Linked DNA regions of Mus musculus: region 2 is linked to region 1. Evidence: chromatin contacts called from ENCODE Hi-C data. All regions are on one chromosome and are shown on one strand. Each heading gives the region's core, a stretch centred on a gene start or an enhancer-like site at or near the end of the contact. The rest is flanking DNA. Distances are from core to core; before and after follow the strand shown.

Region 1 (5,819 bases), core at 1,367-3,866:
CCTCCGTAGGGCGTCTAAATAGGACGCGCAGTCCGGAAGTCCTCCGGGGCTGCTCTGCCGCGTGGGACTACAACTCCCATCGGACAAAGCAGCCAGTTCTCGTTCTCTCCCAGGGCTCACTGCTGCCTAGAGGTTTCTGGGAGTTGTGGTAACGAGTGATCTCGCGATAGCTTTCAGGGGGCTGGTTTGTGTATGAGCTCGCACGCTGCTGCTATGGCGTCATACTCAGTGTGTAGCTGAAGCGTGACGACATAGAGGTGGGGACAAGGAACCAAAGAGGCCAAAGAGAACAGTGGGCTGAACTCTGATGTTTACTGGGACCCATAGTTGTCAATATGACAGTAAGGGTAGTAGGGGAGGAGACTCAGCAGAGGTGGATCCCAGGTCTGGAGGTGAGCTGACAGCAGCCTGTGGGGAGAATGAAAAACTAGGATGACAACACAGACACATGCAGGTGGCCATGGTGGACGTGGGTTTTGGAAAAGGTAATGTGGTACAAGTCAAGGAGGATACTCAGAAAGAGATGTGGCATGTGGATGTAGAGACCTAGAGGGGGACCCAGATGCTGAGAGAAAGCGGGGCGGGGAAAGAGAGGCTCATAGAGCCTGGGAGTGAGAACTAAGAATGAGAAAAGACAGAAAACTGGGGTTGGGACACCCAACATGTGAGCTCTGCCGAGCACAAACGCCAAGGGACCCTTGGAGGGGCCTGCCGCACCCAGTAGGCTGTGCCAGAAGGCTGTAACAGTAGCAGAGCCGGTGACAGCGCCAGGCTGGGCTGGGTTCTCTCTGTGGGTGTGCACGGCAAAGCTGCGACCTGAAGGCCCTGGGGGTCCTAGCAGCTCCACATCCACCACGTGCATGTCGGTGAGGCTGCAGCCGGCAGAGAAGTGCAGTCAGTCCACCCGGAGTGTACACAGCTGTGCCACCTACGCCCTGTGCTTACCTAAGGTCAGCCACAAGCACCCCAATGACACGGTCGAAGCCTAGACTGGGGGCAGCCAGGGCAGCAGCTGCCATGGTGTTAGAGTTTCGGGGGGCCAAGGGACAGAGCCCACGCACAGGGCCCTCATAGAGCACTGTGCGGGGCCCACTACTGTGGGCTGCAGCCAGGGGTCCCTCCAGCCGGAAGCCATCAGGATGTGTGGCCATGGTGACTCGAAGGCTCTGGAAGCAATGGCAGGGTCAGGAGATTGAGACTCTTACATGTTCCGTCTGGCAGCCCAGACAGTCCTCACCTGGAGGCCTCCGGCTGCATCCAGTCTGCTGATGTCTTCACTGCCCCATAGGGCCCCTCGGGCCACAAACACAGTGTGGCCCCAGCGCTTTGAAGCCTCCAGGAGCTGCTGCTCTGTGGTCTGGTCAGCCAGAGCTGAGGGGGATCCCACCTTGGGACACGGATGGTAGAGAGAGGCAAGGCCAAGACCCAGATTACTGCTGGAGGGTGGGATGCAGCCAACACAGAGAGGGACTCACTGAGGGGCAAGGAGGCTCACCAGGAGGTTTGCATGGCGAAGGATTTGTGCCCCAGATTCATGGATTATTTTGGGGTGGGCCACTTCTACCACAAGGTCAGGGTGCCTAGGAAGAGAGACATGGAGGGGGAGGGCCTTGGAGAAGAGTCAGGTCTCCTGTCTCCCAGGTCCTCAGGGTTTGGAGGGATAGCACTGCTTACCCTGGCTGAGGGAGGGGAGTGGGATAGTGGGTGCATTCTAGTTTCTCTTTATATGCACTGAGACTCAGAAAGGGTCAAAGGGTTGTCTGACACAGGGAGGCAGGAAGCAGCTTTGGGGAGGCTCCTTCTGTGGGGCGCTGACCTTTCCTCAAGGGCAGTGAGGTCTTGGAGCTGCAGGGCAGGGGGCACACTCCCTGCCATCCGTCCAGGGTCACGGTTCCACACAAAAACAAGTTCTAGGCCCAGTTCTGATCCCTGAGCCAGAAGGCGGGACACAAGGGACTGTCCTGCAGAGACAGGAGGGCTAGGGATCCAAGGAAAGGAGAGAGACCCTCCCCTCCTAAGTCAGGGAGATTGGGGGTGGGGGGGGGTCAGGGACCTAGAGACAGAATACAGTCAGAAGCCCAGAGAGGAGAGGCAGACAGACACACAGACAGAATACATAGAAACCTAGAAAGGAGAGACAGAGATGCCCCACATACACAGAGACACATACACACAGAGACAGAGACACAAAGACCCAGACACACACACAGAGATGAGAGCAAGAAGAAAGACAGACAGAAGATGGGAGAGAGAAGAGGGGAAGGTGGGGGGGGGGAGAGACAGAGACAGACAGACCTTGGAGACCCAGAGAAAGGACAGAGACCTAGAGAGAGGCAGATACCCAGAGATAAACACTCTCTCAGAGGGAGAGACACAGAGAGACAGAGGGAGGCCCAGTGAGTGGGCAGAAGGCAGGCTGGGCTGGCAGGCTGGGGTGAAAGATAGATGGAAGCAAATGTTTCTGGAACATTAGGAACAGGGCATAGAAAGAGACCCCAGGCCAGGTCTTACTCACCCAGGCGGCCATAGCCCACCACCCCCACCTTGTAAGGAACTTGAGGGAGCGTACTGGTGGCCATGGTCTTTAACAAGGTACCCTGCTGTGGGGGATCTGCTGTGCTTGCTGGCCCCTGTACCAGGCCTGACAGTGAATGAACTTTGGACTTTGACCCCTGACTCTCTCCACTGAGGGAGGGAACAGGATGGGGAGGGTGTCCTTTTCCAGCCCTCTGCCCTCCTGCTGGCTGGCATGGTGGCTTGGAAGCTAGGCCTTGCATGGCCCTATGTGCCCACTACCCCACGGCCTCCTGAGCAGCCCACATTCTCCCATTCCTGCTGAGGTAGAAAATTCCCTTTACAGCCCCCCTCCTCAGTCTGGCCAGCAGGTTGTCATGGAGACTGCATTTTCCTTGGGATGGGGGAAGAACTGGGGACAGGAATTTAGGTCTCCCACCAAGCCCCTTACAAACCTCTTGATCTCCTTTTTTTCCCCCCTCTAAAGTCTAAGTGGAAAGGTCTGGCTGGAATGTATGTGGTCCTGCAGGCCCCACCTGTGTCCTGTCTTTCCCAGTCCTCCGTGCTCCTCAGTCCTGGCTGGAGTCCCCTTCTTCACTCCAGTGTCTGATTGTCCTTGAGCTCACCTTAACTGTCCACCATTCATTCCACCTTGAGGCCACAATCTCCAGCCTCTTTGTATTCTTGGTCCCCTGACCCCCTCCTGTCTCCTTTCCTGTCCATGAAGAAGGGACCTGCATGGCTTGGGGAGTCTCTGAGTGTCCCAGGATGAGCCCAGCCACTGGCTGGCAGGCCTGGCATGGGACATGTCAGGCTGCAGCAGGCCAGCTCCCTGCCCCCATTGCCACCTGGTACAGCCGCATTGTTGCCATGGTAACCAGGATCCTAGCCGAGATGGTTGCGGAGAAAGCAGAAAAGATGGAGAACCTAAAGTGCATGCGCAACAGCTCTGTCCCAGGCTCCATCAGCAGAGAGGAGCTGGGTGGGGAAGGAGATAGGGCCAGAACCTGACAGTTGTCACAGATAAAGAATCCACTTAGCACTGGGGAGGGAGGGAGAAGATGGAGGGGTGGGGTCAGTTAGAAAAATCAGGAAGAAGTGGGGACAGGGACAAGAGGGCAGGAACACAGGGTTCAAAGAGTTGGAGGGGAGGTGCCTGCTCCCTATCTCTGATAGAGGTGTGCACCCTGGGGCCTTCCCTGTCCACAGAGGGTCTAGTTGTGCTATGTGTGGATGACAGGCCAAGCCTGCATTAGGCTAGCCCAGGGGTCCATGTGCTGTGTGCCTGATTGGCTACCTCTCTATCTCCCTAGGCCTTCTCAAACTTCCCAGGTAACTTTAGCTGTCTGGAGGTTAAACCTTGGACACATGGGTCATGCAGAGATGTCACTAATGTCCCCACTTTAGCACTAGTCCTGGCCTGGCTGCACATTTTTCTCCTTGGTAATTGCAGACGCTGCAGGTGACTCTGCCCTCCATGTCCCTGGTCTACTTACCGTGTCCCTCATGTGGTCCAGACCTGTTTATTCTGTGCACCTCCATTGTGCAGACTCTGTCTCCCAAGTAGCCAGGGATGTGTGTGGAGGGGACTCTCTTGTGGGGACACAACCACTTGCTCACTAGTGTCCCCCAGACTGTCAGTGCTGCTTCCTAGGCAGCCGTGCCTATAGACGGACGGTCCCGTTAAGCGGCATGATGGCTTCCCGTTTCTGGGGAGGCACACATGGAGCAAGCCGGGGAGGCTGGGGTGTAGCTCTCCTGCCCACACTGTGGCCCACAGACCCCCCCAGTATCCCACAGTTAGTTCTCTTGTTCCATGCTACCCTTGGAGCTTTGCGGTCCTAGGTCCCTTCTGGCTTGGGTTGTGTGCTGTGTGTGTGATGGGGGAGGCACCAGAGTCAGAAAGGAACAACAGCTAGACATGGGGATGGAGACAGAGACACAGAAGGGCAGCTACTGAACCCCCAGCACATGGGGAGATGGAGCCGTGCTGCTATGTGCTGGGTGAGCCTGTTCCTCTCTGGAATCTCGGGGATAGAGAGTCCCAGAGCTGTAACTTTGGAGTATCCACTCTCCCCTCCTGGGAGGACAGCATCGCTGGCTGCCTATCCTCTCCTCGTCCCACCCTCAGGAGCTTTGTGCCCTGTTTCTCTTCAATACTTTCATGCCCCCCCCCCCAAAAAAATTTTTTTTTACTTTTTCCGTGTTTTTTTTTTTTTTTAAAGTAATTACAGAGCAGGTAGTGATTGACGCAAACCTCCCTTCAGTATCAAAAGAGTCTGTGGGGTGGGGTGGGCCTGCCAGGGCCGCGAGTGGAGCTCGCTGTTGGGGGCATTGTCGGAGTTGCCCCCTGGGCTCTGGTGAAGTTGCCTGTCTCTTGTGTTTTGAGGGTGAAGGAGTAGGAGGGAAGGACAGGCGTCAAACTGCAAAAGAAAAAAAAAAAAGAAAAGAAAAGAAAAAAAAAGAGCCATAAAAGGAGGGTTGTTGGGGTGAGGAGAAAAGGGTACCCCTCGAAGAAGCTCCTCAACCCCTGGAAGGTGGCGGGCAGGGCAGGAGGGCAGAGGACGCGGCAAGGCGGAGGGCGGGGCCACCTCTCCTGGTCCCCAGGTCCTTTCCCATTGCAGGACCCGCAGGCGCCGCCAGGGTTGCTCGGCAAGCAGGAGCATCTCGGGCAGGCGTCCCGCGTCCCGTGCGCCTGGGTTTAGATTTGTGTCTCTTGCACGTTCTCCTTGGAGCCGCTCTTGAAGAGCAGAGGTTCGTGGATGGAGTTGAGGCCGGGGCCTTTGGCCCCGCACCCGCCTCCCGGGTTGCCGCCGTAGTGCGCCTTGAAGGCGGCCGCAACGTAGTGGTGGTGATTGAGGTGGTCTCGCTCCAGCGCCGGAAGGGCCAGGTGGCTGTCCCCACCCACGCCCGCGCCTCCAGCCACCGCGGCGGCCGCAGCCACCGACACAGCGGAGGCGGCGGGCAGCTCGTCCTCCACGTTGATGATCTCCACAGTGCGCGTGGGCCCGTGGTGCTTGTGCAGCTGGTGCTGCTTGCGCAGCTTGTAGAAGGCCACCAGCATCACGGCGGCCATGAAGGTGATGGCCACGAAGCAGCCGATGATGATTTTGGTGGTCTTCATGACATCGTCTAGGTCCTTAAGCGCATTCTCCGTCACGTCCGTGATGGGCACCGTGAAAGCCTTCTCCGTGGGCCGCGAGGAGCGCGGGGCCGGTGCCGTGGTGGACGCCGAGGCCGGGGCTGCAGCATCAGGCCGGCCGCCGCCCCACGCGCCATCAGTCGTGGGCCCCGGGGGCTCCTTC
Region 2 (5,819 bases), core at 1,771-4,270, about 37 Mb before region 1:
TTCAAAGCCCTTCTGGTCTATATAGAATAAGTTCCAGGACAAAAAAAAAAAAAAAAAAAAAAAAAAACCCTCCAGCCCCCACTAGCCCCAATCAAAGGTGAATAAAGAAAAAGGGGAAGCTGGGTACAGCTTCCTAAGTGTATACCTGTAGTTTGGATACTGATATTACTTGAACCCAGGAGTCTGAAGCCAACCCAAGCAACTGGCATTTAGATGCATGGCTATTAAAAGTTATGGGTAACTATTTTATAATTTAATGCAATGTATTATTACTCCAGATACTGTGAGAAATGAGAAACATCTAACAATAATAAGATAGATACTGTCTAATGGATATAAAAAGTATAATCTGGGCTGGTAGATAGAGGTGCTTGTGGCCAAGGCTAAGAACCTTAGTTCAAACTTCAGGTCCCATCTGGCAGAAACAGAGAACAGACTCCCTCCCACAAGTTGTCCTCTGACCTTCACATGTGTACCATGACAAACAAACGCACACACAATGAATGTAATACAGATTTAAAAATAGGAATCTCTAATCTTCTACCTAAGGGAAAAGATTTTGCTTAACTTGCAGGTCTAATTCTCAAGAAACCAGAGAGTTCACTTTTATTCTTCATCTCAGATCTTGAAACTGCAGAATTCTACAGGTAGTTCCCACTTCCCAGGCGTCTGTGATCAAGAACTGCTACTGTTGAGCTTTGCCATCCCCTAGCTTTCCTAACTCAAACTTCGTGTTTCTGCTGAATGCCTCCAAGTTTCTAAACCTGGTAGGGAAAATGGCCCATGTTGTAGACCTACCATTCCTGGGCCTGAGGCAGAAGGATCAACTGAGCCTAGAAGTACAAAACCAGCTTTGGCAAAGAGAAAGGACCAAAACCTATTTTATGATTTGAGGTGTATTTAACATCATGCTAAAAACTTAAAACCACATCTTCCCCGATATCCTCAAGTCATTTTTCCTTTCTAATCACACTTTCAAGGACGCTTTGGATGGGCTACTTAACTGGAAGATAGCTTCTTCATTGTCCTGTCTTTCCTCAAAATAGGTAAAGCATTTATAACAGTACTGCCCTTATTCCAACCAAATTCAACTACAATTGCTCATTAAGTTCAAGAAACAGTACTTGGACATTTTACCTTTCAGGCTACTACTTAACTTCTACCTTATTTATTACACCTCCTTGTGCCTGGTATTGGCAAACTAGTATTAAATACCAAAAACCAAATGAGTTTAGAATAAATCCAACTAGGTTGAGGGTAGTGACACATGCCTTTCATCCCAGCACTTGGGAGGAAGAGTCAGGTGGATTTCTGTGAGTCTGAGGCTAGGCTGGTCTATAGAGTATGTTCCAGGACAGCCAGAGCGATGTAGAGAGACACTGTCTCAAAATAAGACAAGGAAAACTCCCAACTAATTAAAAGTGTCCACAATTCCAAACTACCCACAGAAGCCACTAGAAGAATGCCCCATTCCCAATTAAGACAGACATTCACAAGGCAAGGAAAAGGCACAATTTATTCTATTTTCCCCATACCCTACCACATAGGTATCTTCATACTTATTCATGAGAATGGAATTGAAACAAAACCTTAATGCAAGCTTTACTTAACCCAAGGATTTGAGACAACTATATTGTTTAATGTTTAGGTTGATTAAATATGGGCTGAGGCCAACACTACCAAAAGACAAGAGAATGTGGAAGAGGGAAAAGTCAAGAGGCCTTAACAAAGAACTACAGGCAACCAAGGAATGCGGAGAGCAAGAGAAATAGTCTTCTCAAGGGAAGAGCACACCAACTGGTTCTCTAATGCCATATTTGATTAGCCCCGAAAACACACGCATAAGTAACAATATATGAACTGAGCAGGTTGTATATATCTACATATTACTAAAGAGACTATGAATTTGAAAGAGCTGAGGGGATAAAGGGAGGGTCTAAAGGGAGGAAAGGGAAAAATGTTATTATGATGTAAAAATATACAATACATATGTATAATAATCACATAAAGCACAATTACATAATATATAAAATATAATTATATAATAAACATATAAAAGAAATAATAGAATAAATAATATTAAGAAAATACGGCTGGGGGGAAGGGGGTCTTGGAAGAAACCTCAAAAGATGAGGGAAGTGTCAGAGAGATAGCTCAGTGGTCGAGAGCGCTCACTACCCTTCCGATGGACCACAGATCAGATCGCAGCACCCACGCTGCTCTCAGCTGCCTGTAATATAGCTCCAGGGGAACAGACGCCCTCTTCCGGCCTCTGCGGGCGCCAGCACACGCAACCCGCAGACAGACAGACACACAACCCGCAGACAGACAATTCTTCCCCACCCCGCAAAGGCGTGCGTGGGCAGAGGAGCTGTGCACACACACGTCTCGATCTGAGTGGGCAGGATTAGAGACCCAAGGATCTCAGTCCTAGCAGCCTACGAGGAAACTCGAGCTTCCACGGAGGAACTCGGAGAGGCGACGACCCTCGTCGCCTCGGTCGTCACCAGCTACAAGCTAGGTCAGGCACGGGCAACCAGGGGCCGCGCGCTCTCTGTCGCTGCGGCCGACAGCCTTCCTGGCACTTGGATCCCACCAACCTCCTCACCACATAGAGAACCGCACAGAGCTTTGCCTGCGGTCGGCCGACCCTGGCTCGGCTGCTCTCCAGAGCGGAGCCCCGAGCACGGAGCAGGATGACTGACTAACCACTGCGCATCCCAGCCCGCCAGCCGACGCGCGGCTGACGACGGCCGGGACAAAGCGGCTCCTTCCAGAACTGCCGTCAGGAGCCGAGCTGCGGAGAAAGAGGCTCCGAGGGGCAGCGACCTCCGGCCTCTCGCACTTTCCGGCCCCAGGCCCCCATCACCTCCGCCGCCCCGGGTGGGAGATTCATCCGCCATGTGCGGTACTCACCCTTCATGGGACGCACTGGAGACCTCGGGCGTCCACACCGCCGCACCCCACCCGGCTCTCCAAGGTAAACAAACGCTCAGGAATCCCTCAACCACCCGACTTCCGCTTCCGGAGCGTGTAAGGCGGAGTCTCGTGCCAAGTCTCTCGAGATCTAGAAATCCTCGCTTCCCCCTCCCCCCCCGCCACGCCCCTCACATTCGAACCTTGGCGCGGCCCTAGGGAAGCTCCGCAGGGTCGAGCAAAGTGGCGATGGTGGGCAGTGCGGTCATTCGCAGCCAGTGCCTGGTGACCGTCGGGGAGAGGATATCGTCATGTATAAAATCCCTCGAACTGGCAGTGCCTGGTGCACTGGTACGGGAAGTCTGAGAGTAGGACTAGGAGGGAAGGCTGCTTGTCAATGGAGACCCCAAAGCCGGAGCCCGGGCGGCGGGGCGGAGGAGCAGACGAGACTGCTCTGCTTGGGCGATGCCCACCCGGTTCTTAGCCGGCCTGGGCAGTAAGGCTCCTGCGCACCGTTGTCTATGTGTGTTTGCAGAGACGAACCCACGCCTCCACTGCCCGTATTCCGCTCGCTCCCGAAGTCTCCGCTCTTCTCGGTTGTTTGCAAGTGTGGCAATGCCAGCTGTTGACTAGCCACTTTTCTCAGATTGCTCCCCGGACCTTGCCCTCCTCTTGGGAATACGATCAGCCTGGAAAGTTTAGTGTCAAAATGGGATACCTTAGGGCTGGAGAGGATAAGAACACTTACTGCTCTTCTTGGAGCCCTGAGTTCAATCCCCAGCAACCACATGGTGGCTCACAGCCATCTGTAATGGGATCTGATGCCCTCTTCTGGTGTGTCTGGAAACAACTATAGTGTACTCATAAATAAAATAAAGCTAAAAAAAGAATACCTTTTCTTTCCACGCCCTGGTCAGATGTCTCGTTCTGTTATTTGGTCCTTGTGACTCTGGTTTTCATCCATTCCCATCCCCACTGACTCCTCATCCAAGTTCTCTCTACACTCCCTGAACAGAGCACCGATGCCCTTCTTCCTAAGTCACTGCCCCTCACCAGCATATCACCAGACAACTGCCGTAGTTATAGTCATATTCAAGCACAACTGGGATGCAAGATATTCAATAACTCCTTGCTGCCAAGGCCAACAATCTTAATTTGGATTCAAAATTCTATTTTCTGATATTTCTCTTTCATTCCCTCACAGTAAAGCAGACCAAATGCAGTAGTTCACGAATACTCATTATGTTTTTATAGCTTGCCAGTGTTCCCTTATGCTTAGAATATTGCCACTCCCCTACACACACACACCCCACCACCTCACCACCACCACGACCTCCAGATGTTGACATTGATATTACATCCATTCTCTAAGACTTTACAGGGAATGAGTTTTACTTCTGCTGGGTTCCACAGTACCTTCAGAACTTTATGTGTTAATACCATTTTCTACCTGTTTATACACACCTTTAATTTGTACATCACACTAGTATATAACACCGTACATAACTCAGTACTAGTATATAACTCGGTACCTACTTGTGGGATGAACAGTGGAACTATGTTCTAAACTATCCACGCCATAGTTTAGAAACACCAATGTAACAAAAATAGGCCAGTGCTGATGTGGGGATGCAGGTCACAGAAACAGTCATTACTAAATAGGCGATGGAAGACGAACAGGCGTGGAAAACGGAGACGAATCCACTTCTTCGGGCCTCAGAGTTGGCACTGGAGGACTTTCAGTTCCATTTGATTGAACTAGTTAAGAGCACGAAGTGATAAAGAGCACAGTGGTGATGGACACCCAACCCTAGGGCGGTGGAGGGGGATGATGGGTTCAAGGTCACCCTCAGCTACATGAGACTGTCTTTAAAAAAATTCCCTGGTTTAATAGTTCATCATAAAGTAGCAATGCTATGTGTGATAACCACTGCATAACAGAATTACATGTTTATAAATAGTCTTTTTTCTAATTTATTTATTTTTACTAGGTATTTTCTTCATTTACATTTCCAATGCTATCCCAAAAGTCCCCCATACTCTCCCCCACTCCCCTACCCACCCACTCCCACTTCTTGGCCCTGGCATTCCCTGTACTGAGGCATATAAAGTTTGCACGACCAATGGGCCTCTCTTTCCCCTGATGACCAACTAGGCCATCTTCTGATACATATGCAGCTAGAGACACGAGCTCCGGGGGTACTGGTTAGTTCATATTGTTGTTCCACCTATAGGGTTGCAGACCCCTTTAGCTCCTTGGGTACTTTATCTAGCTCCTCCAATGGGGGCCCTGTGATCCATCCAATCGCTGTCTGTGAGCATCCACTTCTGTGTTTGCTAGGCCCCAGCATAGCCTCACAAGAGACAGCTATATCTGGGTCCTTTCAGCAAAATCTTGCTAGTGTATGCAATGGTGTCAGCGTTTGGTGGCTGATTATGGGATGGATTCCCGGGTATGGCAGTCTCTAGATGGTCCATCCTTTCGTCTCAGCTCCAAACTTTGTCTCTGTAACTCCTTCCATGGGTGTTTTGTTCCCAATTCTAAGAAGGGGCAAAGTGTCCACACTCTGGTCTTTGTTCTTCTTGAGTTTCATGTGTTTTGCAAATTGTATCTTGTATCTTGGGTATTCTAAGTTTCTGGGCTAATATCCACTTATCAGTGAGTACATATCACGTGAGTTCTTTTGTGATTGGGTTACCTCACTCAGGATGATGTCTTCCAGGTCCATCCATTTGCCTAGGAATTTCATAAATTAATTCTTTTTATAGCTGATTAGTACTCCATTGTGTAAATGTACCAAATTTTCTGTATCCATTCCTCTGTTGAGGGGCATCTGGGTTCTTTCCAGCTTCTGGCTATTATAAATAAGGCTGCTACGAACATAGTGGAGCATGTGTCCTTC

Evidence for each region. A loop is a pair of places that touch in the nucleus more often than their neighbours do.
Region 2: a loop to region 1 is called in a map of regulatory T cell, with 122 times the contacts of the local background. The contact joins the promoter of Ramac here to the promoter of Aspdh in region 1. A Hi-C loop is called at or near these places in 4 of 37 maps with a recorded cell type or tissue (T-helper 1 cell, T-helper 17 cell and regulatory T cell).

The regions. Positions count from the first base shown.
Region 1 is chr7:44,462,232-44,468,050 of GRCm38, reverse strand. Aspdh (aspartate dehydrogenase domain containing) reads right to left here and starts at 2,616. Exons shown (of 7, transcript NM_026690.1): 1 at 2,516-2,616; 2 at 1,817-1,961; 3 at 1,496-1,580; 4 at 1,238-1,387; 5 at 946-1,166; 6 at 718-872; 7 at 300-408. The coding sequence starts at 2,579. The coding sequence ends at 365. It overlaps Lrrc4b (leucine rich repeat containing 4B), which reads right to left. Exons shown (of 3, transcript NM_198250.1): 3 at 4,700-5,819. The coding sequence ends at 5,216. It overlaps Josd2 (Josephin domain containing 2), which reads right to left and starts at 71. Exons shown (of 5, transcript NM_001205071.1): 1 at 1-71.
Region 2 is chr7:81,760,154-81,765,972 of GRCm38, reverse strand. It overlaps Ramac (RNA guanine-7 methyltransferase activating subunit), which reads right to left and starts at 3,020. Exons shown (of 3, transcript NM_025997.2): 1 at 2,917-3,020.